Regions from separate parts of the Homo sapiens genome. Here region 1 is linked to region 2. A link is a loop called in an ENCODE intact Hi-C map of the cell type or tissue named here. Cell type or tissue: dorsolateral prefrontal cortex. All regions are shown on one strand. Links, peaks and the distances in the headings refer to the core of each region. The heading gives the core; the rest is flanking DNA.

Evidence for each region. A loop is a pair of places that touch in the nucleus more often than their neighbours do. Peaks named below come from ENCODE experiments on the same cell type or tissue, not always from the same donor. Only the 100,000 strongest peaks of a DNase experiment are listed, where the experiment ranks them.
Region 1: a loop joins it to region 2, with 3 times the contacts of the local background. A loop is called at or near these places in 2 of 110 quality-filtered maps.

What each region holds. Positions count from the first base shown.
Region 1 is chr3:72,891,424-72,894,345 of GRCh38, reverse strand. The region is part of intron 1 of GXYLT2 (glucoside xylosyltransferase 2); the gene reads right to left. Among named protein-coding and RNA genes, the nearest start is that of GXYLT2, 4.8 kb to the right of the region's middle. In dorsolateral prefrontal cortex, for the core only: no CTCF peak of the experiment used is centred there; a DNase peak (open chromatin) is centred at 1,785; H3K4me3 peaks cover 76 bases; H3K27ac peaks cover 1,413 bases.
Region 2 is chr3:73,061,447-73,064,368 of GRCh38, reverse strand. It overlaps PPP4R2 (protein phosphatase 4 regulatory subunit 2), which reads right to left. Exons shown (of 9, transcript NM_174907.4): 6 at 622-696; 7 at 223-366. It overlaps EBLN2 (endogenous Bornavirus like nucleoprotein 2), which reads right to left and starts at 2,710. Exons shown (of 1, transcript NM_018029.4): 1 at 1,032-2,710. The coding sequence starts at 2,287. The coding sequence ends at 1,469. In dorsolateral prefrontal cortex, for the core only: no CTCF peak of the experiment used is centred there; no DNase peak of the experiment used is centred there.

The DNA of each region.
Region 1 (2,922 bases), core at 305-2,804, 170 kb after region 2:
CATCAATAGTCCCAAGATTTTGATTTAAAAGAACCATCTAGTTCAGCTAAGATGATTTTGGATGCAGTAACAGAACCCTCAACTCCAACACAGGGCCCAAGAAACGTTAGACCTCAGGATGCCTTGATTCTGGGACTCAGCAGTGTCCTCAAGGACCTGTATTTTCTTTTTCTACTGCCCAAACAGATGGCTTCATCCTAAAGGCGATTCCCTTATGAATATGGTGGCAGCTGGGGCTATTTATTTCCTTGGTTGTATCTAGAAGATGGAGTCTTTTGTTTAATAATGTAAAATAAGTTCTTTCCTTCTGGCTGATTGGGCCAGTTTGGGTCATATGACATACCTGTGGACCAATAGCTGTTGGCAGAGAAATGAATGTATTGACAGGCTTAGTACTGGATACAAGAAGCTCACACTATGAAAGGCATGGATCATGATGGTGGGCTTAGACACTCCCTTGGGGTGACACAGTGAGACACTATCTCAAAAAAAAAAACCCAAATAATAAAAGTAATAAAAAATAAAACCTATTTAAAAGGAAAAACATTCCTCTCTTTTAATGGTGTTACTATTAAAGACCCTCACTATTCTTCGAAAGGGTATGGGACTATTTTGAATATTATTAGATAATAAGGAACTTAATACTATAAGTAAATCTTGGAACACGGCTGGCACAGGCAGGTCCTGCACCCATTCATTAGTTCATTCAACAAGTATTTATTGAATATCTGCTATGAGATCATCTATCTCTGTTTTAGGAGTTAGTGAAACAGTGATTTAAGGAGATCACTGTTAAGTGTACATGAGGGGGCAGGAGCAAATAACATACAATATTCACACAATGAGTGCTGTGAAAAACAAAAGACTACACAGGGTAAGGAAGAAGAGAGTGATGGAGAGGAGTACTCGAGCGGCTAGCAGGACCCCTCTCAGGAGAAAACATTTGAGCATAGTCCTGAAAAAAATGGAGGAGTTAGCCGTGTTAGGATGTGCACAAACATTCCAGCACAGAGAGATGCATGCTGCTGAAGCAGGAATGGGCTTGGTGTATTTGAAGCCCAGTGTGGCTGAAGCAGAGCAAGTGAATGGAGAGTGGTAGGAGAGGAGGCCAGAAAACTAAATGGAGTTGAGATCAGGCAAGGGCTCAAAGGCCACACTGGGAAACTTAAAGTTATTCTTAGTGTGACAGGAAGTCAGTCACTGGAGGGCTTTAACCAGCAAATAGGTGGACCCCATCTGGTCTACCTATCAGATTATTGAAGCGGCCGTAAGGAAAATGGACTGTAGAGGGCGCTAGAGTGGACCCACACAAACCAGAGAGTAGGCACCTGCAGGTGTCCAGCTAGGGAATGATGGTGGTTAGGAGCTCAGTAAGTAACTATGGAGTGGAAATGGTGGAACTGGGGACATATTTTTGAGACAGAACCAATAGGGCTTACTGACTGAGTAGGTGTGGAGGGTGATCGAGGGGATTCATGGACCAATCAACAAAAATGAATTGTGGATAGAATCAAGACTCACACTACATAATATCATAGATGGTACTCAAGATCCAGACACCTTTAATGTGCTCTGGGGCTATTAGCTAATTATAGGATGGCCATAGATGAAGCATTTTGCTACAGAACACCATCTCTTTTTAGCGAGACCTTTATTCAGGTTTGAACACTCTGAGAAGACTTATCTCAGACACTAAAGGGAACTGCAGGAAATGGTGCCTCTTGATGAGACACATGCTTCCTTTCATTGGAGCAGCTGGGGAGGCTGCCAAGTGTAATGTGTTTCTGTATTGTCTCCTTTCCCTCAAATTCTGGGAGGGCAGCAACTCCATTCACCATTGTACCAGGAGTGCCTGGCAGAGTAAATGTGCAATCACGTTTGCTGAATGACTATGGAATAAAATGGCAGAGGAAAACTACAGGGCTTAGAGGTATCTTAAGTCTCCCTTAGAAGCCATATTTTAAGAGAAACAACAATATCCAGGCCAACACAGAAAAAAAGAATAAAGTTCAGGACAGGGTTGCGGTTGAGTAATCAGTAAGAGCGCTAGGATGGAGCCCATAAATGAGAAACAGTGATTTTGCAAGAGTTAGCACAAAGGGCCATGCAATAACCATTGTTGGGATTTTGCTGCTAAACTTGATGATCTCATCATAGGATCATCAAATGTCTGAGCTGGAAGATATCTTAGACAACTTTTGGATTAACTTGCTCATTTCACAGATGAAGAAAATAAGGTGAAATGGCTTTGGACTAGAACCCAATTTGCTGGACTCCACATGCCAAATTCTTTTCAATATTGCACTGATTAGCAGTTAACCTTCCTTTTCTGTATGTAGGCTCAAGGAGGAGTTTTCAGAAGCAAGCTAGAGTCTTCTAATGTCTAAAATCTGTTCCCAAGTACAATTCTCATTTTATCATTCAGTTTCATGAAAAAAAAAAATCTCTCTTGATAAACCTTTCCTCTTGTTCAGTGAAAATGAGGCAGCCCATCATGGTTCCCTTTTTGAAATGGCTGCCAGGCTTAAATTGAACACTTAATCCTACTAACAAAGGTACTGTTTATTTTTGACAAACAGTATTTATTTACCCCTCTTCTTTATGACTTTTCATTTTTTATACCATTTCAATGGACTTATTGTATATGTGTCTTTTACTATACGTTGTCTTAGACTCTTTTTGGAAGTCAGCCAGCTGTAAATCACCAATAAGCCAAAATAGAAGGAAGATTTCATTTGTTTTGTGCACTGGGACTGCTGCTTCCAGAATGGTGTCCATTTTCAAATCCCCCCTTGACAGAAAAGCTCAGACCTTACTTACCTCTTGGCTTTATATTTATAGAGAAGGAGGCCACCACAGGGCAGATTGCATACAAATGACTAGTTACAAAATTGAAGGGTCTGCCTACTAACGAGGCAAATC
Region 2 (2,922 bases), core at 321-2,820:
AGACCCTACATAAACAGTCTCCACAAATTAGCAGTTTTAAGTCTTGTCTATGTCCACCTTCAACATTTGCTACAGCTGCAAAGAGAAGCCAGTGCTCCTATAAACCGCATGAAAACCTTGTTCTGTCCCTCAGAACTTATAAATAGTAAGTGATAAGTACTGATTAAATGTTAACTTTAACTTTTAATAAAAACACTGTTTTTAAATATAAAACATACAAACCTGTGATTTTTCTCCTCATTTTGCTGCAAATTTGCCTCTTTGCTGTCTGTGCTCTCAGGCAACCCATTTGTTGTCATGGGGGCTGACAAAGAAACCTTTGGTCGATTAAGTGGCCTGGGTGTCCCAGGCCCATTTATATTAGACCTATAATAAGATAAATGAACATCATTTCCTATTTTTATAAAAAGTCATCCCTCTTAAGGTATGTTGATGTGAATACATCACAGAAGTATTTGCTGCAACTTTGTTTTCAGGCCCATGCCTTACCAAATTAACTAATTCTATGTAGTTCATCCTATGGTGTCCATAAAATGCCCAATTTTTAAAAAGTACACTAAGCCTGCTACTCAAAATCAGGACAATGCAAACTCTGTAGGTATTAAAAATCTAGAATCTCACCTCTCAGTATAGCTTGGTGAATTTCCAGGAAACATAACACCATTCATTCGATTTAAACTATTGGAATTGTTTTTCCTATAAGAAAAGAAAATACACTTGTGGATGACTTAATTTTTTTTTAGATGGAGTCTGGCTCTGTCACCCAAGGTGGAATGGAGTGCAGTGGTGCAATCTCAGCTCACTGCAACCTCCACTTCCCAGGTTCAAGCAATTCTTATGCCTCAGCCTCCCAAGTAGCTGGGATGACAGACGTGTGATGCCATGCGCAGCTATTTTTTTTATTTTTAGTAGAGACGGGGTTTTGCCATGTTGGCCAGGCTAGCCTCAAACTCATGACCTCAAGTGATCGGCCCACCTCGGCCTCCCAAAGTGCTGGGATTACAGGCGTTAAGCCACCACACCTGGACTTTTTTTTTTTTTTTTTTTTTTAAATAATGAGAATTAGTTCATGTTAGGAGTGCATGGATCTATGATTCCACCCAACACTCCCCCCTCAAGATCTTACGGGGTAGATGCCATTTGAAGCAAAGGGAGTGTGATGGTTGATCCTGGTATAACATCAGGAGCTTTAAATCCCAAAAATGTGGGGTTGCTCATCTTGGCCCAGTAGTTTGCCGCTGTTGCTAAGTTTGGGAACATTCGTGGTGACAGCTCCCCAATAATGGGGTGGCAAAGTACACCCCCAAACTCAAAATATTTCCCCAATGCCTTTTTAACCATTGTTTTTTTTCTCCTCAAAGACTGGGATCTCAGACACAATGGCCCGTAGAGCAATGGAGCCATCCATGCACTGATCTAGAAACATTCTCACAGCATTAATAGGTTGTCATCTGTGCTTTCTTGGCAACTAACTTGACTTGCGTAGCTTGTGTAGAGGGGATTCAAAGTCTCCAAATAGAAGTGTGAACATTAATTCTCCAACCCATGGTCTTGAGCTGATCCAACCTATGGCTGATTCTGCATTGCAGCTGATTAGCAGATCAGCACTCTCACCATGTGAAAGTCTTCCAATAGATGCCATCATTGCCTTGAATCGTCTCTGAACTTGGAGACTGCTGGTGCAAATCTTATCACTTGATCCAGCCGCAATGCCTATCAAAAGGTCACAGCAGTGGCGGAGAACTGATGACTTCTCAAGGGCAATAAAGTTAGGCATATCTTTGAATCTGCTAGCATAAGGAGTACCCCTTTCCTCGTTCTCATTCCCAACCACAGTATTAGACCTCTTGCTCACACCAACACTCAGTAATGCCTGGTGTAACCCATCAAATATGAAACACAAGAATACTAAACTTGGGGTCACAGGGTGGAAATGAGATTTATGTGCTGGGTCTAGCATAGACTTGGCTGCTTTTTTAATGTCCTTAATATCCCCAATGCTGGGTTGGGGTTCCAATGCATCCAGTGGATACTGTCTGTTTTTCCCAGATAGCTCAAATCTTCCTTGAAGGTCAGGGAGCCCACTCCTGTCCATTGCGTCATCTCCTGGGCTGCTGGGCTGTGAGTCCTTTCTTAGATGAGACATTGTGGAAAATTGGTTCCGACTTAATTCTTTAATTTTGTTAAGAATCATAGGTCTAAAAGATCTTTTGTAAGATCTGTCACAGACCCAAACAAAAAGACTGTGAGAATTAACATAAGCATACAATTTAAGAAAATAACCCATTATTAGTCGCTATGACTTGACTCTGCACTTCTTTACCATTTTTCCAAAATACCTCACGTTCATGAGCAAAACAAAACATATTTTGCTTCATAAAAGAAATTTTTATCATGTATACATTTTAATAGTTTTTCTGTCAAGAAATATAGTATGGGATTATTTTAGTATCTTATTTAGCAACATAACTATATTCTTGGGAACATTCTAAAAACAAATTGACTGGGCTGGGTGTGGTGGTTCACATCTGTAATCTCAGCACTTTGGAAGGCCAAGGCGGGAGGATCACTAGAGTTTAAGGCTGCAGTGAGCTATGATCACTCATCACCGCACTCCAGCCTGGGTAACAGAGTAGTCTATGAAAGCAGAGCCAGATTAACCTTAAACCAATGGTTCTCAGCAGGGGACAACCTCCCCTCCCTGCCTTTCACATCTCCAAGAGACATTTGGCAATGTCTAAAGATATTTGGAGAGGGGAACACTACTGGCATAAGTGGGTAGAGGTCAAGGACAGTGCTAAACCTCTTATAATCCCCAGGACACCCACTCACAACAGAATTATCTGGTACAAAATGTCCATAGTTCCAAGGTTGAGAAATTGTATCCAAATTTAATTCTTACTTTGCTATATCTAAATCTTG